2 separate regions of the Homo sapiens genome follow, and region 2 is linked to region 1. A link is an interaction called in ENCODE POLR2A ChIA-PET data of the cell type or tissue named here. Cell type or tissue: MCF 10A. All regions are shown on one strand. Each heading gives the region's core, and the rest is flanking DNA. Links, peaks and the distances in the headings are about the cores only.

Region 1 (11,878 bases), core at 2,200-10,199:
CTACATTTATTTTTCTGCTTTGCCATCTTTATTTTTAGCTTGTGCCTTTCTGTCTCATGACCACAAGATGGCTGCTGTGCCTTCCAGGATATGGTATCTCCGTTCCAGATGGGGTGAAAGGTAGGGTTGAGGGCAAAGCTTAGTTTATTACCCCAGGTAAGCCTTCCCCAAGGTCTTTTGCTTATACCCTGTATTAGTCCGTCCTTGCATTGCTATAAAGGCATACCTGAGACTAGGTAATTTATAAAGAAAAGAGGTTTAATTGACTCATGGTTCTGCAGGCTATACAGGCTTCTGCTTCTGGGGAGGCCTCTGGCAACTTACAATCATGGTGGAAGGTGAAGGACAAGCAAGCATCTCTTACCTGGCAGGAGCAGGAGGAAGAGAGCGAAGAGGAAGGTGTCACACACTTTTAAACAACCAGATCTCGCGGGAATTCTATCACAAGACAGCACTAGGGGGATGGTGCTAGACCATGAGAAACACTCCCATTGTGTCTGGAATTGGTGGGTTCTTGGTCTCACTGACTTCAAGAATGAAGCCGCGGACCTTCGCGGTGAGTGTTACGGGTCTCAGAGATGGTGTGTCCAGAATTTGTTCCTTCTGATGTTCGGACATATTCAGAGTTTCTTCCTTCTGGTGGGTTCCTGGTGGGTTTCTGGTCTCGCTGGCCTCAGGAGTGAACCTGCAGACCTTCCCGGTGAGTGTTACAGCTAATAAGGGCAGTGGGGACCCAAAGAGTGACCAGCAGGAAGATTCATGGCAAAGAGCCAAAAAAATCACAGCTTCCACACTGTGGAACAAGACCCCACTGGGTTGCCACAGCTGGTTCCGGCAGCCCGCATTTATTCCCTAATCCGACCCCACCCACATCCTGCTGATTGGTCCATTTTACAGAGCGCTGATTGGTCCATTTTACAGAGCGCTGATTGGTCCATTTTGACAGGGTACTGATTGGTGCCTTTACAAACCTTTGGCTAGACACAAAAGTTCTCCAAGTCCCCACTAGATGAGCTAGACACAGAGCACTGACTGGTGCGTTTACAAACCTTGAGCTAGACACAGGGTACTGGTTGGTGTGTTTACATTCCTCTAGCTAGACATAAAAGTTCTCCAAGTCCCCACTAGACTCAGGAGTCCAGCTGGCTTCACCTCGGGGATCCCGCACCAGGACCGCAGGCGGAGCTGCCCACCAGTCCCGCCCATGCTCCTGCACTTCTCAGCCCTTGGGCGGTCGAGGGGACCGGAGGCCGCAGAGGAGGAGGGGGCGGTGCTCGTCGGGGAGGCTCGGGCAGCGCAGGAGCCCACGGAGTGGGGGAGGCTCAGGCATAGTGGGCTGCAGGGCCCTAGCCCTGCCCCATGGGGAGGCAGCTGAAGCCCGGCGAGAATTCCAGCACAGCGCCAGCGGGCTGGCACTGCTGGGGGACCCGGCACACCCTCTGCAGCTGCCGGGCCCGGGTGCTACGCCCCTCACTGCCCGGCCGGCAGCGCCAGTGGGCCGCTCAGAGTGCAGGGCCCGCAGAGCCCACGGCCACCCAGAACTCGTGCTGGTCTGCCAGTGCCACACGCAGCCCCAGTTTCTGCCCGCGCCTCTCCCTCCACAACTCCCTGCAAGCAGAGGGAGCTGGCTCTGGCCTCGGCCAGCCCGGAGAGGGGCTCCCACAGTGCAGCAGCGGGCTGAAGGGCTCCACAAGCGCGGCCAGAGTGGGCACTGAGGCCGAGGAGGTGCCGAGAGCGAGGGCTGTCAGCACGCTGTCACCTCTCACCATGATCCAGGCACCTCCCATCAGGCCTCACCTCCAACAGTGGGGATTACAAGTCAACATGAGACTTGGATGGGGATACAGAGGCAAACCATATCATACCCCATGGCCAGAAGTGAGTCACACAGACACTCTCGGCTGCAAAAAGGGGACAATGACAAACAAGCACATTGCCTTTCTGAATAAAATCTGTTGGAGTGGAAGAAAAGGCAAATCTGTATTGGATAGACATCAGTACTATCTGCCACACGTATAACTGTGCTGTGTTAAAACTGCTAATATTTTTTCCAAAGCCAGTTTAAAGAAATGCAGTTTTTTAGATGTTTTGAACAATTGATTTAATAATATGCAACGATAGATGGAATTTTATATTTACCATAAAAATCTTGGAATTCTGGCCGGGTGTGGTGGCTCATGCCTGGAATCCCAGCACTTTGGGAGGCCGAGGCAGGTGGATCACCTGAGGTCAGGAGTTCGAGACCAGCCTGGCCAACACGGTGAAACCCCATCTCTAATAAAAATACACAAATTAGCCGGGCATGGTGGTGAGCACCTGTAACCCCAGCTACTCGGGAGGCTGAGGCAGGAGAATTACTTGAACCTGGGAGGCAGAGGTTGCAGTCAGCCAAGATCATGACACTGCACTCCAGCCTGGGCAACAGAGCAAGACTCCATCTCAAAAAAAAAAAAAATTGGAATTCTAGTGCTGGGAAAAGTCCTAGAGACTCTCGTCATATTTGTACACACATGAACCCAGAGAACAGAAGTGACTTCCCTAAGCCCTGCAAGAAGTCTGTGGCAGAGCTGAGATGAGAACACAGGTCTTGACCAGCCAACACAGACCTCGTTTTGCCAGTACTATGTCCTGGGCTTTACTCATTAAGAAACTCACTCTTGATTTCAATGATAACTAAAAAATTAAAGTTATTAAAATTTTCATTTCTACTAATGATGGCATCCATTATTCCAATAGAAAAAAAAGATCCTTTTTTATCAAGCTACTCAGTATACACAAAGATTACATAAGATTATTCCATTTCTTGTCATATTGTTAGATCTAATATTATTAGGTTTAAATATTCATTGGGCATAATTTCTCCTCTATTAAAATAATTTATAATACGTTTTTGAGATCCTCTTGTGTGGTTAGATAATGTTAAGTTGAACGTTATACAAAAATCAACCTTGAAACTATTGAGACTTTCCTCTGGATATTGGCTTCTTTCAGTTATGTTGCCGGAGAAAAGTAGTTTGTGAGTCATCAATTTATATGCCATCATGTATAAAGAATGCTTCTGTGTGTATTGTTTTACCATACAGACGGGATTTTTTTTTTCCTTTTAGTCTCATCCTGCAAGTGTGGCTTTCTCAGGAAATCAGTAATGCACTCTTCATGCTGCCTTAGCCAAGACTCAAAGTCATCCTGAGCACCAGGTCCCGCAAAGTCTTGGAAAACCCACGAATAAGCAATGAATGCTCTGGGTAACTTTGTTCAAAGACCAGCTGTGTCTTTTTTTTTTTTTTTCCATGTTTTCAGCTTCTCTTCAGTGAAACTCATTTTGCAAGGTGGGGGAAGGGAAGCTTGCCATGAGCCTGAAAAGTGGGGAGCAAACGAGGCAGGCCCAGATTGGTGATGCCCCTAGCTCCCAGCAGAAGCAAATCCTCTGTGGACAAAAGCCTCAGCAGACAGCTTTGGGATTGCCTCATATTACATGCAGATTAACAGGAATTCAAAATTAATTACAAAACATGCAAAGAAGTAGGCTGCTATGAGTGAGAGTCAGCAGCAAACAACAGAATTCCCCAAGTTTCTTAATGATGGGAATTATACGTGGACTAAAAAATCACCATTTTTATTTGGAGAAATAAAAGCTAGATTAAAAATAACCAGAAATAGAGGGTGGAGGAGACAGGACAGGAGGTGGATTTTGGTACAAACTTTCAGTCATAAGTTGAATAGATTCTGGACATCTAATGCACAACATGATAACTGTAGTTAATAGCAATGTATTGTATACTTGAGGTTTGCTGAGAGTAGATCTGACACTGTTCTCACCACACACACACACACACACACACACACACAAATACACACACACAAAGATGAAGTAATGGATATGTTCATTGTGGTAATCATTTCACAATGTATATGTATACAAAAACATCACATTTTACACCTTAAATATATAATTTTAATGTGTCAAAAAATAAAAATAAATAATAATAATTAACTTTTTTAAATGACCAGAAAATGAGAGACAGTCAGAAATTTCAGGAATTTTTTAAAGATAATTGTCAAGTTTTACAAATGAAAATTATTTAATGAAATAGAAAACTCCGTAGATGAGTTATAAGTAGATGATTAAATACAGTTGAAGAAAGAACAGAAAAGCAAATTTGAAGAAATTAGCCAATAGCACAGAGAAAGAGGAGAGAGAAAATATGGAAAAGAAGTGAAGAAAAAGAAAGTGGAAAGTGAAAAAGCATAACGTGCATCTTCTCAGAATCCCAGAGAATGAAAGAGGAGAAATATTTGAAAAGATCATGGTTCAGAACTTTCCAGAACTGATAAGAACATGAATTCTTAGTTACAGAAAACACAATGAATCCCAAGTTGCTTAATTTTTTTTAATCCACACGTTAGATTATGATGAAATTACAGAAAATCCAACAAAAATAAAAAGATCTTTAAAATAGCCAAAGGGAAGAAATAGATCACCTACAAGTGAAAATTAGATTTAAAATAGGCTTGCTATTAGCTGCAATGAAAACCAGAGAGAATAAAACAATACCTAAAAGGGCTAATTTAGGATTGTCAACCCAGCGAACTAAGGTTTAAAAGCAATGGCAAATTGGAGATAATTTGACAAACAAAAATCGTTTTACCGCTAAAGAGACTTTAAACAAAAGGACTCCTAGGTATGTTTCCCAGAAAGAGGAAATGATCCCAGAAAGAAGGTCTGATTTTGAAGACATAGGGAGTCAAGTAACTTTCAAAGAACTGGGTGCATTTTTTAAAGTACATGTAAAATAATAATAATAATTTTAGTGAAGAGCAAATGCTGGGATGCAAGAGCAGATAAGTCTGGAGGTTGAACAACTGTTCAGGAGTGGTCAAGATACTGATTAACTTTAGAGATGAGGTTCAGTAAGCCTGAATTCCAGATGTAACAATCAAAAATAAATAAATAAGAGTATAACTTTCAAACTAAGGCAGGAAATAGGGTCTGGAGGCAGGGAAACTAAGGACTTCCTAGAACTAAATTAAACAGAAAAAAACAAACCTTCTAAGCCCAAGTAAATAACTTTATAGCTTTGCTTCAGCTATGACAGGAAACATCCTCTTCATTTGCATAGGGTGTACACCAAGTAAATAATTTTGTGTCTGCACTTCATCCTCTTTGTTTACATAGGGCTTATACCAAGTTATCAGTGGGAAACCTCTAGAAGGGTATTTAAACCCCAGAAAATTCTGTAACCAGTGCCCTTGAACTACTTGCTCAGGGCCGCTCCCACCCTGTGGAGTGTGCTTTCATTTTCAATACATCTCTGCTTCTGTTGCTTCATTCTGTCCTTGTTTTCTTAGTGCATTTTGTCCGATTCTTTGTTCAAAACCCCAAGAAACTGGACACTCTCCACTGGGAAAAAAACTAGTAGAAGAGAAAATGGAATGATAATAATTACAGTAGTAGAAGAAGAGCAAGAACAAATCAACTTATTCAAAAAAAAAAAGAAAAAAGAAAAAATCAGAGAATTAGCAGGGTAAATAGAAACCACAATGTAAGATGAGATAAAAAAGGAGACTTAGTATATAATAATTACAATAGATAAAAATAAACTAAACTTTCTACTCAAAATACAGAGTATCAGTTTTGATTGAGGAAAAAATATCTACTATTTAAACGAGCCACATCTAAAACATGAAGACACTGGAAGTTAAAAGTAAAAGAATCAAAGATAATAGGCAAATATTAAAGAAAGCTCACACAGCTATGAAAATACCAGATAAAATAAATTATTCGGGATAAGAATGGTTACTACATATTGATGTAACAATTTTAAATTTGTATGATCTTAAATGGTTTCAAAATATATAAAGCAAAAATTGCTTAAACTACAGGGGGAAATTGACATATTCTTTGCCAGGGTAGAAGATTTCAATATACCTTTTTCAATTATTGATAGGCCAAACAGACAAAAACATTAGTATAGGTATAGAAGATCTGTCCAATACTATTTAACAAATTCAATTTGACAGATATTCAGGTACCAGCTTGCAACAATGGGAAAATACACATTCTTCTTTCACACAAATGGAGTATTTACAAAAATATGTAGTAGACCATAAAAAAAATTCAAAACTTAAAAAACACACAGAACGTCTTATAGAATATGTTATTTGACAATAATATAAATTAGCTAGAAATTATGTGTGTGTATTTATATATATATAAATACACACACACACACACACACACATATATACATGTATGTATTTTTTAGAAAATGTAAAGTCCCACTTGTTCCACGGGCAAAGGTGTCTGCAAAACATTGGGTTAAGCCAAGTTAAGTAATAATGAGGAGGGGGAGAGGAGGTGAGAGAATATTGTGCTGCAGGAGTTCCCATATGCCTTAATATATAATGTAGATGATGAATTTATAAGTGAAGAAATGCAGTGTTTTATGCAGTGTTTTTATATCTCTATTTTGCCATGCAGTTTTCTATCCGTGGAGTAGCTCATGGGACTTGTGTTCTATGGAACGTACTTTGGGAAACACTGTTCCACAGCAACCCCAAGGCATACTTCATGTAAACCCTACTCTTTTTATTAACCCTATTTAACTTCCTATAACAACTACAAGCCTGGATATTACATCTCACAGTGTGCATTCTAATAAAACCATGAGTTTTTATTATCACTCCTGATGAGGGTGATAAGATTAAATCTTTCACAGCACACTGCAATGAACAGGAAAGAATCAATTTGGCAAGAAGGCATTCGAAGATAGGAATATTTGTATTTTAGTATCCTCATTTTAAAAAAAAAAAAAAAACACGTGAGCTACTTCGTAATCCACGTCAAAACTCTGAGACCTGCTATAAAATGCTCTAAACTACTTTTCAAACTTTTCAGGACAGCTGTGACCCTGTGGGGGTTGACCCTCATCCAAAAAGTCTCATTTTCTAGACGGTTAGGAGACCTGAATTCCTTTCCAGATCAGTGAGGCTGTGACCGGGCGATGAATCACTGTGGATGAGGAGTTAATTCATTATGTTCCCTGAAGCAATGAACCATTTCTGCCCCCTTTCCAGCTTTCTCATACATGCTTCCCTTTGCATTGAAACAATTCATTAGTTCCGCTTTGTCAGGGGCCCACCTGTACCATGTTAATGAGCAGCCAGAGGGGATCAGGGAGGATGAGTAAGTAGCCAGCCCACTCTGCGGCTGGCACAGCTCTAAGGAGCAGTTTTTATTCTACAGAAATCTTTCATTCTAAGATGTAATGCAAGCTCCTACGTTAGGAGTTCACCTGACAGTATTTTCATACACCTGAAAAGGTCTGTTTGATAACCCAACCTGGTGATTTTTAAAATGTGTCCAAAAATTCTTCCTACTTCTTCTTCAAGAGATGGAGCTTCATTCACTTTTCCTCAGGTGTGGGTGGACTTAGTGACTCACCTCAAATGAATAGGATACGGCAAAAGTCATGGGATGGCATTTCTTTCTTTTTTTTACTTATTTATTTATTTATTTTTTTGAGACAGAGTCTTGCTCTGTCACTCAGGCTGGAGTGCAGTGGCATGATCTCGGCTCACGGCAGCCTCTGCCTCCCGAGTTCCAGCAATTCTCCTGCCTCAGCCTCCTGGGTAGCTGGGATTACAGGCACACGCCACAACGCCCCGCTAATTTTTGTAGTTTTAGTAGAGATGGGGTTTCACCATATTGGCCAGGCTGGTCTTGAACTCCTGACCTCAGGGGATCCACCCGCCTCGGCCTCACAAAGTGCTGGGATTACAGGTGTGAGCCACTGTGCTCGGCCATGGGATGGCATTTCTGAGATTAGGTTATAAGGATGCTGGAGCCTCTACCTTGGGTGTGCACTCTTGCTGTCTCCTGAATCACTTACTCTGGGGGAAGTGGTAGCATGAGAACTGTGGAGAAGTCCATCCATACAGCAAGAAATGGAATCCTCCTGCCACAGCCATGTATGTGAGCTTGGAAGTGGAACCTTCAGTCCCCGTCAGTCTTCAGAAGTAATGGCTGGACTGCCAAGACCCTGAGTCAGAACCACCTAATCTAGAAGCTGAGCTGCTCCCAGATGTGTGACCCTCCGAAATTGTGTGAGCTAATAAGTGCCTGTTGTTTTATGGCATTAAGTTTTGGAGTAATTTTTATGCAGCAGTAGATGACTAACACACCCATTGATCAAAACTGCTCAGGATATAGGGAAGCCAGGGTGAGATCATCCCAGATGATCTGTATCCACCCCACATGGCTGGGATTGGACTGGGTTGGTGGGAGAAGGAGTTTTCCTATGGCTGGAAGGCTAGACTACTGGGGAGGAGGCAAGGATAGAGCTTTGCTCTGGAACTGAAAATTGCCCACAACCTTAGACCTGTGCGGTTGAATAAACAGTGATACATCCACACAATGGAGGACTCTGCATCTGGAAAAAGAATAAGGCAAGCCTTGGTCAGGCACAGTGGCTCACGCCTGTAATCCCAGCACTTTGGGAGGCTGAGGTGGGTGGATCGCCTGAGGTCAGGGGTTCGAGACCAGCCTGGCCAACATGGTGAAACCCCGTCTCCACTAAAAATACAAAAATTAGGCCAGGCGCCCAGTGGCTCACGCCTGTAATCCCAACACTTTGGGGGGCCAAGGTGGGCAGATTAAGAGGTCAGGAGATCGAGACCATCCTGGCTAACACGGTGAAACCCCATCTCTACTAAAAATATAAAAAAATTAGCTGGGCGTGGTGGCGGGCACCTGTAGTCTCAGCTACTCAGGAGGCTGAGGCAGGAGAATGGCATGAACCCAGGAGGCAGAGCTTGCAGTGAGCCGAGATCGTGCCACTGCACTCCAGCCTGGACAACAGAGCGAGACTCTGTCTCAAAAAAAAAAAAAAATACAAAAATTAGCTGGGCGTGGTGGCTGGAGCCTGTAATCCCGGCTACTTGGGAGGCTAAGGCAGGACAATTGCTTGAATTGGGGAGGCAGAGGTTGCAGTGAGCCAAGATCTGAGATCACACCACTGCACTCCAGCCCGGGTGACAAGAGCGAGGCTTCATCTAAAAAAATAAATAAATAAATAAATAAGGAAAGCCTCTATGAATTGACATGGAGTGTTTCCCAGGAAATGTTTTTAAGTGAAAGAGTAAAGTGCGAGAGATTATAGTATGCTATGTTTTGTTTAAGAAAGAAGGAATTATAAGAAATACTTGCATATGCTCATTAATGCAAAAGGCCATGCATAACAGATAAACCACAGCCTAGTGAAACTGGTTACGTACATGGAGTGGGTTGGAACAGGGTATAAAGGATGGGGGAAAGGGAATAGACCCAAGGGGATGGGGTAAAGAGGCATCTCTTTCTCAATACAACTTTGTGTCTAGTTTTAATGTTTAGAATCATGTGATCTTTCACATGCTAAAAATAAATAAATAAAATAAGCAAGATTGGGAATAAAAAAATAGAAAATGAAATACAAATAGAAACAAACCAAATGGTATTTCAAATGAAAAGCAATCACATTGAAGTAGAGGGAAAAACAAACTAACTACATAATCTTGGTAATATATTCTCAGGCTAAAGGCAAAAGTAACTATACATAATTATTGAACTCTGATTAATATATTTGTTTTGCACAGTGGTAAGGGTTAGCAGTTAGCAATTCTGAAACAACTTAACGTATTCTGGAATTAAGCAAATAAATAAATATACTATGGATATTGAGAGTCATGTTTCTCACCATTGGAGATGCAAGTAACAAATATGTAAAAAGAGAAGGAGAGAATTAACTTTGTGGTTAGGACTGGTTATGAACTCATAGTTTTAGGTTAAAAAAAGTGTGTGTGTGTGTGTGTGTGTGTGTGTGTTTCTGGAGGTATGTATGCACATATGCACAAATAGATACACACAAATACATATACTTATTTTTTAGCTGTATCCACTGGGGGCCTAGAAGCAATGGCATCCCAGTAGCAATGAGCACACCTAGAGTCTAGAGCTTGGTTTCTAGATACCATTCTCTACCTGAAGGAACCAGGGCTCTTTGGAGAAGTGTTTGATTCCAAGATTGGGTCTGGGAAAATACATGTGAGCCTGAAACTTGCAGTTTACCAGAAAGTAAGGAAGTGCTCAAAGAATTATCAGTGCATGTCAAAGGGCACAGAAAACTGATTTAAGGGGATCACACTTGCCAGATCTGAAACAACATGAGCATCAAAAAATGATAGTAATGGGTTATAACGCATTGAATAAAATAAGAATATATAAATCCATGATTAATGAATTAAGTGAGAAGGAAGGGAAAACAAGAGCAAGCTCTTCCCTGGAACAGAATTTCAATCAATGTATGCAGAAGAAATGATGGAATTAGAAAATCATCATTTAGCAACAACTAGAATAGCAATTATTGCAGGCAGGAATCATCAGGGAATGCTAAAACTAGTAGGTGACAAAGTATAATGAAAAACAGACACTCACATGGCCTCAGAGTGTCTCTCCACAATGTACTTATTAATTCCAAAACAAAAAAATGATAACTTTACATTGGAGCAACCTGGCAGGAAGTAGTATAACTAAGTGATCAATCAATGATTCAACTTTTGGCAGAGAGAGAGAATGATAAATAAAATCAAATATATTGAAGGGTATGCAGGAATTCTTTGTACTATTTTTGCAACTTTTCTGTCTGAATTTATTTAAAATTCAAAATAAAAAAGTACCTTTTCATTGAGTGCTGTATCTTTTGAGGAAATCAAAATCACTTTATTCCCATTGCGCCAGCTGCTAATCAGGAAGGATGGGCACTTATCTGCAGCTTCCATGTAAACAACTGAATTTTTATCTTAACCCTCTTCTTGCCCTTGTGAGAGGGCTATTCAAAGCTTCTTATCAGGAATACAAAGTGTCACTAAAACATATCCACTGTTGTCTTCCTTGCTTCTTCTGGGAGGAGAGTAAAGAAACTCACAAGATACAGGAACGATCTCTGCAGCTTAGCTCCCTACCGAAAGCATACAGGAGAGGGGAAATCCCCACCATATGGGCACTGCAGTAGGGTTGGCAAAATCTCAGGGATGGAGATAGCATTGGCCAACGTGTCAAAGATGACTGTTTTCGCTGCTGCAGAAGAGAAAGACCCTGGTGTGATAGAGGCATGGAGAAACCTGAGCGCCAATATTAGGTTTGTTTGGCTGGGGACAGTAGCTATGTCTGGTCTGGGGGAAACTGGAGTAATTCCAATGGGATTCACCAAAATCTTGCCTTTAGTAAAAAATGGCAGGAGGTCCAAGTGCTGGGGCATTAGCAGTGATGGTATAAGAACAAAAACTGGCCAGGTGCAGTGGCTCACGCCTGTAATCCCAGCACTTTGGGAGGCCGAGGCAGGTGGATCACCTGAGATCAGGAGTTCAAGGCCAGCCTGGCCAGCATGTTGAAACTCTGTCTCTACTAAAAATACAAAAAATTAGCCAGTCATGGTGGCAGGCGCCTATAGTCTCAGCTACTCAGGAGGCTAAGGCAGGAGAATGGCGTGAACCCAGGAGGCAGAGCTTGCAGTGAGCCGAGATTGTGCCACTGCACTCCAGCCTGGGTGACAGAGCGACACTCTGTCTCAAAAATAATAATAATAATAATAATGATAATAATGGAATTCTCAAGTATCTCTTAGATTATGATACGCATACTGGTGGACTTATGAGTTGCAGTCTCAGTGTACTTTTCATTCCTGTGATATCTTGTTTCATTTTGTCCTGGGAATTACGGGAAAGTCATTGCATTAAAAAATTGTAATAAAATACTGTATTTGAGAAGCTCACTGAAAATTCATGAAAGTTAGACAATAAAGATGTCTTAGTCCATTTTCTGTTGCTTATAACAGAATACCTG
Region 2 (11,878 bases), core at 2,399-10,398, 62 kb before region 1:
GTCTAATGTAGCTCTAAAAGTTCGGGGCAATGAAATAAGTCCAGAAACAGCAATACAAGGTATAACTTTTTAAGTCAAGAAGACAAAATGATCTATATTTGCCTGTGATATGATATTTAATTTGTGACTCTAGGAAACTTTAATTACAAATTAAAAACTATTAAGACTAATAGAAGAACCCATTAAAAAGAGACGAGGTTTAAGTTAATGAACACAAATCAATGGTTATAAAACAGCCTAAATCGAGTTCCTCAAGGCAGGTGGCTGATCAACATGGACTAGAAAGGGCTCCTTGCTGGGCCTTCACAAAGGAGAGTGATGGTCAGAGGCTGGAAGACTGATGTTGCTGCTTCACAGTAGATATGGGCCAAGACATTATAAACTGTCATATTCTGAAAGTGTTGTGTGTTCCGAAGCCTTCTCTCTGTTGATGATTACTGTTACCCTCTGTTGGTGTCTCCATAGAGATTATTGCTTAAAAAAAAATAAGAAAGCCGACCTGCGGGTTAGTCTTAAGAAGGTGTGTCACTTGCTTCCTAGAGTCCCAGCCCCAGAGGAGTGGTTGGTGCAGCGCCATCTGGACCATGCAGCCACCACAGCGAGTTGGGGGTGACAATTTGAGTCTAAGGGAGTGATCCTGGGAGCTCAGCAGGAGAAAAGCCCAGGAGTTGTTCCTGGATATATTGCTTGCAAATCTCCAGGCAAGCTCAGCTGTTTCAGCGGATGAGTGTTTCCTGACGTGTGGGCACCTGCTGCTGGTTCTGTCCCCTTTCTCCAGTGTCCTTTAGAGTGTGCCTGGGGATAGAAGCAGTGTTATTTCTCCCTTGGCTTCAAGCAGGAAAAATATTCTCATACAGTGTTGTCTGAAAGAGTGATTTTCAAAATTGTGGGTCATGACTCGATAGAGGATAGAGAATCTGTGTAGTGGATTTTGAGAAACTTTTTAAAAAATACAACTAATGGAAGAGAAGATAAAATGCCGAAGGACTTCACACGCAGTAAGGGCATGCGCTGTTTTGTGGCATTTCGGTTTCCTGGTTTGGGAAGAAGAAGCAGATGGTCTACACCACTGGAAGGCACAACTCCATAGACAAGGGGTTCCTGGACAAAAAGTTGATAGTAGCACCAGAAAGGTAGAAGCAGAAAGCAAACACATCCCACACACCTGGAGGCACCGAGGCAAGAGCTGTTCAGGTCATGGCCTTGGTGTAATCCTTGCCTTCTCTTTTCTCTCATGCTCTACATGTAAACCATATACAAAATTTGTCAGCTTGACCTGCACTCTATATCCAGATTCCAATCACTTCTCACCATTTACTCTGCAAAGTGGCAGCTGGAATATTTATATGGTTTGGCTGTGTCCCCACCCAAATCTCATCTTGACTGTAACTCCCACAATTCCCATAAGGGGAGGTGATCGAACTATGGGGGTGGGGGGCGGTCTTTCCTGAGCTGTTCTCATGATGGTGAATGAGTCTCATGAGATCTGATGGTTTTAAAAATGGGAGTTTCCCTGCACAAATTCTCTTTCTTTGCCTGCTGCCATCCACGTAAGACGTGACTTGCTTTTCCTTGCCTTCCGCCATGATTGTGAGGCCTCCCCACCCATGTGGAACTATAAGTCCAATTAAACCTCTTTCTTTTGTAAATTGCTCACTCTCAGGTATATCTTTATCAGCAGCATGAAAACAGACTAATACAAATATGCAGATGTTGCACCATTAAACCTAGCTAGAGTTTGGAGACTTCATAGCAAGGACGACTTGTGGCATTTTTCTGGTTATTTGCCATTAAATTGTGAGCCAGTGAACTGAAAGGCAGCACACTTAAAAGAGTCATTTTATCCACTGTTCTCTTTCATTTAACTGACGATCTCCTCTTTCTCCCTGTGATGCTGTAAACCCCATGTCTTTTGTGAAACTGGCTCTGTAATCAGACCATGGCCCATCCAGCCTTGAAGCTCTCTCCTGCTTACAGATGGGGTTTTGACATTATGCCTTTGGGTTTTGTGGCACAGAGATTTCCACTTCTTCCTCATGAGCCCAAGCAAGCGTGAGCTGTCTCAGCTACTTGGAGATTGACGTCAATCTTTCCGCATGAGCCAGGGGAAGCTGCCTCATTTGTTTGCCCTGTGGCTTCTCTACTTTTCAAAAAAGGGAAATCAGTTCTTCTCTGAGTCATGTTATATTTTTTGTGACCGATAGTAAACCTCTGAGAAATATCTCTAGACGTTACACAGTTCAAATCAGTCACTTATAAAATTAAGCATTATGCTCTCTCTCCTTCTGAAAAGTCCAGACAAAGAGCATCAGATTTCAGAGAAGAATCTGCTCTTCAGAACAAGGGCTAACCTTGCATGTGCAGTTGTCAGGTAAAGATAGATCAGCCCTACTCACATGGCTGTAACCATCCACAATTTGGTTTCTCTGTGCAAGTTCCTCTGGTTAAGAAGCCTGGGATACCCAGGGAGATGCTGGGTGATGGGCTTGCACACAGTATCGTTGGCGGCTTCCTAAGATGTCAGGCTGAGCATATCCATGTTTCGATTTTGGTGTCAGCCATCAGTTGCTTTTAGGCTTACAGCAATTCTCTATTTTATGAACTCAAACAAAATTACAGAAGGAAAGCTGTCAATTACTTTTCTTTACTTTCTGAATTAGAGTGTCCATCCCTAGTCCTCCACCAGACACCACTGTAGGCAAACAAAGCATCTTACAAATGATGCATCATCAAGATGCACAGGGAATTTTTTTTTTTTAAGAACTACAGGAAAAAAATCAGTCACATGTTTAGCATTTTCCCTGGAACAAATTTATTTTGCTGTTACAGTGGTCGGTGGCCTGCGGTGTCTGTCCTTGGTATTTGGACAAGGAGATGCCTGCTCAGTGACTAAGCTGGGGTTCTCCACATCAGCAAGGCCCTCACTCAGGATTGGCCATGGATATGGACCGACCCCACTGCACCTTTAGAGTCCAACAGCTTTCCTTCGCAAGATGGCCCACTGGAGGTGAAGGTGGATTCTGTTGCCCTGGATCCCAGGAAGTTAACTTGTTCCTATGTGAGTCAAACCTTGGGTCTGATCTCAATTGTTTCCAACCATAAGCAATTGGTCTAGTGTTCGATGCAGGGCATGCTCAGAGCTGTCTGGTTATTTGTCCACACCTTGCTTGGCACATGTGTTATTTTGGAGAAAACTTCCTTTCTGCCTGAGAAGCAGGCAATGAAAGGGAGCCTCCACTGGTAGACAAGACTCTCATTCTCAGGCTTTGCTAACCTCCAAGGCAGAGTTTGTGCCTTGTTTCTCTGAACCCGAATGGCACCTATTGAGTTCCTTTTTTATAGCACCCGTTAAGTTCCTCTCAAGTTCTCTAACTCTAACCCTAACTCTAGTAGCATATATCACTTACCTTATTGTAACTGTTGCTTCCTCATTACATTGTAAGTTACTTGCAGGTGGATATTTAGTGTTAATTCATGTTGGTATCCCCAAGCTTAACATAGTAGCCACTTGTATCAGTTACCTCTTGCTGTGTAACAAATTATCCCAAACTCAGTACCTTAAGACAATGAGCACTTATTATTGTGGCTTATGTGTCAGTGGATCAGCTGAGGGTTGGCTGCTGAGCTGTACTGAACTTGACTGACCTCAGCTGGGTTCATTCGTGCATTTGGGGGATCATCTGGGGTCACTGCTCTAGCCTGGGCTTGGCTGGTAGAATTTAGCTGAGGCAGCTCTGCCCCACACAGCTCTCATCCTCCTCACAGGACCAGTGACCTAGTCTGGGCATGTCCTTCTCATGGCCATGGCAGAAGATCAAAACAGAAAAAAAAAAAAAAAAAAAAAAAAAAAAAAAAGCATTAAGGTCTCTCGAGACCTAGGTTCAAAACTAGTAGTGCTCGGTCACTGTTATCTCATTCTATTAGACGAAGCAAGTCTCACGATCAAGGCCACCCCCAAGGTGGGAAAACAGACTCTGCCTCTTTGGGGTAGCAGGTACTGTATAGTCCACATGGCAATGGATGAGCCCATTAACTTAATTGGGCACACTCCTTGACTCATACCATTAGCAAGTTCAGGCTCAGCTTGGCGCCAGTTCTTTTCTCAGTCAGAGGGGATTCAGCTGGGTGCAACGACTCACACCTGTAATGCCAGCTACTCAGAAGGCTGAGGTGGGAGGATCACTTAAGGCCAGGAGTTCAAGACCAGCCTGGGCAATGTAGTGAGACCCTGTCTCTAAAAAAGAAGGGGAGGGATTAAAGGATTCCTTCTTTGGTGCAAACCCAGCATTGATCCAAGCTTGCTTCGTGGAAGCCGTCTAGTTAATATCTGGCACCCAGCCTAGGAGGTGATTTGAAATGGGTAGGAGGGGCTCATAATATCCGGGGATGAGACTCCTGTCCTGAAACCACTCCTGCAAGCTAGGACTTGCTGAGTCCTGAGAAATAGCACTGCTGCTCCCTGCCTGGAACTTTACACATGCCCTGCTCTGAGATTCCTCTTTGTTACGCTCCTACCACCATCCAAATCACCTGCCATTCCTTGTTGGACATTTGTTACCAAAGGCTAAGCATGAAGGTCTTGTCTACCAGTGGAAGCCCCTTTCCTTGCCTGCACCTGAGTCTTTTGCCTGCTTTCATGGAAGTGTCAAGTGTGAGGTCTTGAAATTCAGGCTTTGAATGTCCAGTTTTCAGTAGTCTGTTCTGCTGTATGATAAGCAGCCAAACAGAAACAAAACAAGAATAAACTTTGCTTTTTAAAAACTGCTTTCCTAAGTTTCTTTTTGTCATATTAAGAGCCTAATGTGATGAGAGAACTTTCCACTGAGAAGACCAAACAGTAACAGATAATGTAGGTTACTTCCCTGAAATCAACCACCAAGCAAGTAGACGAGTCCTGACCAAAACCTTGGTCACCTGATGACCAGCTTAGATTCTTTTTCCTGTCCTCTGGCTCTTCTCGTGGTTAGTAAAATTCCTAACAGCGACTGACTGAGGCAGGAACATCATAGTAAGGAATGCACCATGTGTTAATGAGTGCATTTAGGAATCCTGCTGGCCCCTATCCTTTTCACATCCACATGTCTGTCCTGACTGCATGAGGCATCAGAGAGATTGTAAAAGGCGGATCACCCATGCCCTTAGAAATTGCCTATGGCAGTGGTTCTCAAAGAGTGTCCCCAGGGCATCCACATCAGCATCACCTGTTTACCTGGCCTCCACCCCACAGCTACCAAATCAGAAATTCTGGGGATAGTGTGCCCAACAGTCTATGTTTTCACAAGCCCTCCAGGGGATACTAAGGAATGTTCAAGTTTGAGAACCACTGATCTAGAGATCTAAACCATCACCAGCCTAGCAGTGATGGCTTTGGTGGTATATGGGGTGTCTGAAACAAAGTTTTCCTTAAATGCACCAAGAAACCCTTCCCATCTCTACCAGTATTGTAGTCAGACACAAGAATGCAGCATGGATTTAAGAAATTTGGAGGGTTTTTGTTGTTGCTTTAATTTGGTGGGCACAGGTTGGAAACTGTGTAGAGGGATATGGAAACACTGCAAGGATTGCCCCTCTGAGTAATGGGACAAGATAATCAAAATCAAAACCCTTTTGTGTTTTGTGACATTCCTAGTATTTCCTAGCTCTCTCTAGTTCTTTCCTAAGTGTAGGTTCTTATCTTGGTCCCTTTTAGCAATTATTCTCAGTTGTATTATTTCTGGCACAGAATATGTCTAATCCCAAAACAGAGCACATCAGTTATGCAATATTTAATGCTAAGTGACACTGGTTCATCCCATGTGTGGCACTGGGGAAGGGAGGGACTCGCCATTGTGTCGAACATGCCTGCTGGGGAGCAGGAATGTGAAGCTGATTCAGCAGAGGCAGGGCAAATACTGTTTACCCTTTCCTTAAAGAATCAGCCTGGGTCGCCTTCCAGGCAGGCCACCATGTGCTTACCTCTATGGTAGGAGTTGTCACCGAGTGTTAACAAGATAATAAGCCTTCTGAATGCCTGTTTAGCTCCCATCTGCCCTGACTCCTTGAGCAGAGGGTTCATGATTCATGCCTTTGTATTCCAGCCCCGAAGGTTTTTTGTTTGTTTTGTTTTTTTTTTTTTTTTACATTTCAGAGGATTACACAATTACATTTTCTTACTTTCTGACCTGCAAATAGATACCTTAAATGGAATTTTAAAAAAATTATCAAATTAGGTATATCCAAAATGCAACAATTACGCATATAACAATTAATTCACAAAGTGCAATTTTACTGGGACATATCCTAAGAATTGAGGAACAGCCAGTCGGGAGAAATCTGACCAAATTTAGCAATCAACTATTTACAAATCCAAAATCAAAACTCTCTAAATTCCCAAACCAGAAGCTTGAAAGTATTTATTAAATCCCCACCAGACAAAAGAGAGTGATGACTAAAACCTATCCAGTCTTTACAGTTTCAATCCCAAATACTGAGCTATTTCCCCAGTCTGTAACTGAATGGCAAGCATCTGTTTGTCAAACGCCTACCCATCTAACCTTTACACCATTATGCACATAGAAAGGCTAAGTGTTCATTAATTAAAAAACAAGTAGTCATTAAATATCCATACTATTGGCAAAACCCCATCTCTACTAAAAGTACAAAAATTATCCGGGCATGGTGGCAGACCCCTGTAATCCCAGCTACTCAGGAGGCTGAGGCAGGAGAATCGCTTGAACCTGGGAGGTGGAGGTTGCAGTGAGCCGAGATCGCGTCACTGCACTCCACTCTGGGCGACAAGAGCAAGACTTCATCTCAAAAAAAAAAAAAAAAAATCCACACTATTCCCCCAGCCCACCAAGCCCTTACTGCAGTCCCAAATATGCAACTTGTGTCACATAGTGACAGATCATATTTCATATATATATATATACACATACACACACACACACATACAGGATTAGGTACAAATGGCAATTAACAATCCCTACAAAAATTCAACTTCAGTTGAGGCTAGGGCTCCTATGCCTTGAGATGGTTTTGGACTTCAAAACTCAAAAATGCTGCTAAAATCTCACTTCTTTAACACAAAATTTGATTATATGTTCAGTTTAAGCTTCTCAGTTTAAAAATGGCTATAAGGTAAGTATTAAAAAGCCAGCCGTTGGCCCGGCACGGTGGCTCACACCTGTAATCTCAGCACTTTGGGAGGCCGAGGCAGGCGGATCATGAGGTCAGGAGATCAAGAACGTCCTGGCTAACACAGTGAAACCCCATCTCTACTAAAAATACAAAAAATTAGCCGGGCGTGGTGGCTGGCCCCTGTAGTCCCAGCTACTCAGGAGGCTGAGGCAGGAGAATGGTGTTAACCTGGGAGGCGGAGCTTGCAGTGAGCCAAGATTGCGCCACTGCACTCCAGCCTGGGCGACAGAGCAAGACTCTGTCAAAAAAAAAAAAAAAAAGCCAGCCATCCAGCCCTGAAGGTTTAACACCATGAGTGACCACACATCAGTGCTCAGTCCATGTTTGCTGAAGGAACAAATGACCCAGAAAAGCTTTTCAGACTCCATACCTGATAGAGGGGAGCTAGGGAGACTTTGAACAGAAAACCACATTAGGGTGCCTGTTACCTGTGTTTGGAGCAGGCATAACCAGTGGGCAATTACTAGAATCAACCTCCTCAGGGAACCCCAGGTCACAACTTGGGAAAACGCAAGATCACTCATCTAAGGAGATGAGATAAAGAAAATCCAAAACAGAAAGATAAATGCAATGCAGGCTTACCACAATATGCAAAGCAACACTTTGTGCCTATGGCTGCTTTTTAATTTTTATTAAACTTTTTTGAGGTCATTGTAGATTCATAAAAAGTTCTAAGAAATACAGTGAGACCCTATGCACCTGTTACTCAGTTCCCCCAATGAAACTCTAGCAACGCTACAGTACAATAGCATGGTCAGGATACTGACGTTGATACAATATCTTTAGATTCTGTGTTCTGGGCACCTCACCTGCCTGTCTGGTTCGGGCCCCAGAGATCACTCTTAAAATAGACATCTGGGAGGCACCCATTACTAGACTAGGTTAATTGGGAGTCGTGAGTTTCAAGCTAGGGAATTTTAGGATTTTTAATAAGGAGATGTTTAGGTGGTTTATTCCCAGGTTACAAGCAGCCGTGCCCATGATGAGGGTGAGGACAGAGCAGTGGTGCCTAGTGATAGGATCTGCTGGAAGAGGGCTTGGAGGCTCTGGGTGCATTCACCTCCACCAGCCAGCCTGGTGCCTGCATGAAGGAGCCAGGGGGGGTGGGGGCCAGATCCCAGCACACACTGGCCCCGCTCAGTCCTGGGGTGCTTGGATGGAATAAGATTTGAAATAGTGAGCGTTAAACTAGACCAGCTGTCTTACTGAGTAGGGATTCAGGGGCTCTGAAATGAGAGGGAAGAGGTGCCAGGGAGGCAAGGGAGGTTTGTTTGTGAGTGGCTTTGTACCAAAGCCATATGACAGTGGGAGGCAGGTCAGTCATGCACAGCCTGGATGAGTCCCTGGAAGGAAAGACTTGGTCCCTGGTGTGTGCACCTCTCCCTAGTGCCACCTCCTCATCACGTGATAGCTGCCTCTGCAAAATGCACAATAATGTACCAGGCCCCCCAAATCACAGGCATTAGAGAAACCAGCCTCTGGGGCGCTTGGTCCCTGCAAGGATTGGCTTCATAGGGACACCCAATTTACTACTCTTGCAAACCTGTGCTAGACTTGCCTAAGGACATGGGTGCTTCCCTGACTTCACTCTTGCCTGTGGTTTGTTGTTTTGTTTTTTGAGATGGAGTCTTGCTGTGTCACCCAGACTGGAATGCGGTGGTACAGTCTCAGCTCATTGCAAACCCTGAGTCCCAGGTTCAGGCAGTTCTCCTGCCTCAGCCTCCCAAGTAGCTGGGCTTACAGGCACCCACCACCACGCCTGGCTAATGTTTGTATTTTTAGTGGAGGTGGGGTTTTGCCACGTGGTCCAAGCTGGTCTTGAACTCCTGACCTCAAGTGATCTGTTTGCCTCAGCCTCCCAAAGTGCTGGGATTACAGGCGTGAGCCGTGGCACCCAGCCCATTCTTGTGTTTATAAAGAAACATTTTGTATAAAACCACCCGCAATTGTTTAAATTTCTCTTTCCAAGTGAAGTAGGATTCAGCTAGAGCACTGAGGATAACTTCTGTCCCCTCTGACCCCTTCCAGCAAGAGGGAGGTTAAAAGCCAGGACCCAAACTGGTGCCACCGGAGCTGTGGACTGCATCCAGACGCTGTGGGAAACCTAGGGGGCAGAGATGTCACCCCCGACAGAAGGCGGCTGTGCAGGAGATGTGCTGAGTTCGTGCCTGGGGAAGGGAGTCTGGCTACCAGCCTGCAGGGCTTCTGAGCCCACGGCGTCTGTGCAGCCACGGGAAGTGGGACTCACTCGGCTTTCAGCACCACAAAGACAATCAAAGAATCTGGCAGGTAAAGAAAAGGTGCTTTTGAGGGAAAAGGAGTGTAAGGAAAGAAAACGAAGGCACATGAGGGGTTTATGATCTAAACCCAAAATATTGTGTCAGCACGGAGGCCCCGGCTGGGCCCTGCTGAGAGCTGGAGCTGTCCTTCCTTGCCAGGCCTCTGTTGCTATGGCTGTTTGGCAATTTTTACTTCTTAAGAACTATAATTACCTGACTTCAAAGGAAAACAGAGGGAGGGTCAAAGAAGAATTGGAAAGAAAATCCACCCGTATGGCTGGCAGGACATTGTGAGCTGGAATTTCTGCCAAGAAGTTGTGTGCAAGTGTATCCATTTGAGTACATGTGTGCCTATGTGAGCACGAGTGTCTTTGTGTTTGAGGGTGTGTGTTTATGTTTATATGAGTGTGTATACGTGTATGTGTATGCATGTGTCTGCAGGTGTGTGACTATGTGTAAGTATGTGCATGCATCTGAGTGTGTCTGCCGGTGTGTGACCATGTGTGTGTAAGTATGTGCATGTACATGTCTATGGGTTTTCCCATGGTGACTGTCTGACTTAGTGCATGTGTACGTGTGAGTGTGTGCATGCATACATCTGAGGGGGTGGGCAGATGGGTGTAGGGGTGTGCCGAATGGAGCAGAAGCAAAGAGAGAACCAGAAGCAGGACCCCTAAGCAGAGGGCTGACGCAGAAGTAGATGTTAAGGCACTATGCTCTCAGGAGGGGGGTTGCCAAAGTCCAAAATCAAAATACCCCCATTTTCTTGCTGTGACATTTGCTGGGAACCAGAGCCTGATGCCAGCATCCGGTGGACAGCTTGGTCCTTTCTCTCCGGCAGAAGTGAGGAGGTGCAGTCCTTTAGCCTAATTGCCTTGACAGCTGGGTCCTGTCCTTCTGCAAGGGACGCAGCCTCCAGACCTTCCCTTTTCTCCGCATCTCCACATCTTGGTGATGTGAGTTTAGCATCTCTGGCCACAGCACATTAAAACTGCTGCACTTCTGCTTTGCTTGCACGGGGCTTTCAGGTTTTAAAGCAGGCACCAGAAACCTTTCAAAGGTTGCCAGGCAAGTTGCCATCTTTGCCTTTCTGTTAGTGTAATGGGGTGTGTGTTGTGTGTGTGTGTGTGTGTGTAGGAGAAGCTGAGAGACAAATGGCACTAACCTTCAAGAGATAGGCAGAGGGACAAAGAAACAACAACCATCCCTCACCTTCATGTTTCTAAAAATCCTCTTGCTGCTGTCTTCACCAGCTTCATATCTAGGTCAAGCGATTTAGGGCCAGGCTACACTGCTTTTAGCCGTAGGAAAGTCAGCATGTCACTCACCTACTGCCACAAAAACACTGTGCAAATATCATGCCAAAGCTGTGTTACTATTTATTTCATTACATTATTTTATTTACTTTCAACAATTGGGCTGACCCAATATCAGTTGCACCCTTACAGAAGACTGGGACCATCTTGGAGACAGGGGTTCAATGATAGCTCCAGCTCTCAGCAGGGCCCAGTCAGGGCCTCCGTGCTGACACAATATTTTGGGTTTAGATCATAAACCCCTCATGTGCCTTGACTTCAGTCGAGGGACATCAAATGCTGGCTTTGGAGACTGAGGGGTCACAGGACAAGGAAACGGCAGCCTCTAGGAGCTGAGGGTGGCCCCTGGCTGACAGTCCTCAGGGAAACAGGGGCCTCAGTCCTGCAGCACAAGGAAGGAAGTTCTGCCAAGAACCTTAATGAGCTTGGAAGTAGATTCTCTCCCAGGGCCGCATGTGTGAGTTGAAGATGGCAGACACCCTGATCTCAGTCTTTTTTTTTTTTTTTTTTTTTTTTGAAACAGAGTCTCACTCCTTGCCCAGGCTGAAGTGCAGTGGCGTGGTCTCAGCTCACTGCAAGCTCAGTGAGGCAAGCTCAGCCTCCCAGGTTCACACCATTCTCCTGCCTCAGCCTCCCGAGTAGCTGGGATTACAGGCACCCGCCACCACACCCGGCTAATTTTTTTGTATTTTTAGTAGATACAAGGTTTCACCATGTTAGCCAGGATGGTCTTTATCTCCTGACCTCGTGATCCACCCACCTCAGCCTCCCAAAGTGCTGGGATTACAGGCGTGAGCCACCTCGCCCGGCCCTGAACTCAGTCTTGTACAACCCTGAGCAGAGAACAGAGCTGAGCCCTACCTGGGCTTCTGACCAACAAATCTGTGAGCTAATATATGGGTTTTGTCTTATGTGGCTGTTTTGGTGGTAATTTGTGACACACCAATACAGTCTGGCTACCTTATTTGAAGGAGAAAGAAAAAAATACAGAGGGAGCAAAATACAAATTAATATCTTACTGAGTTAGCCTGCCACACCAGAATTGATACCTGGTCTCCCACAGTGAATAGAAATTGCTAGCCTAACTTATCATACCTTCACTGG

Evidence for each region. ChIA-PET counts read pairs that join two places held together with the same protein. Peaks named below come from ENCODE experiments on the same cell type or tissue, not always from the same donor. Only the 100,000 strongest peaks of a DNase experiment are listed, where the experiment ranks them.
Region 2: POLR2A ChIA-PET joins it to region 1 with 10 read pairs; 6 of 35 experiments call an interaction of 5 or more read pairs at or near these places.

Annotation. Positions count from the first base shown.
Region 1 is chr2:234,237,394-234,249,271 of GRCh38, reverse strand. No RefSeq gene overlaps it. Among named protein-coding and RNA genes, the nearest start is that of SPP2, 190 kb to the right of the region's middle. In MCF 10A, for the core only: no CTCF peak of the experiment used is centred there; DNase peaks (open chromatin) are centred at 3,121 and 7,011.
Region 2 is chr2:234,299,186-234,311,063 of GRCh38, reverse strand. LOC105373933 (a long non-coding RNA gene) reads left to right here and starts at 9,190. Exons shown (of 4, transcript XR_007088124.1): 1 at 9,190-9,468. RefSeq lists an enhancer at 1,882-2,021. In MCF 10A, for the core only: no CTCF peak of the experiment used is centred there; DNase peaks (open chromatin) are centred at 4,403 and 6,023.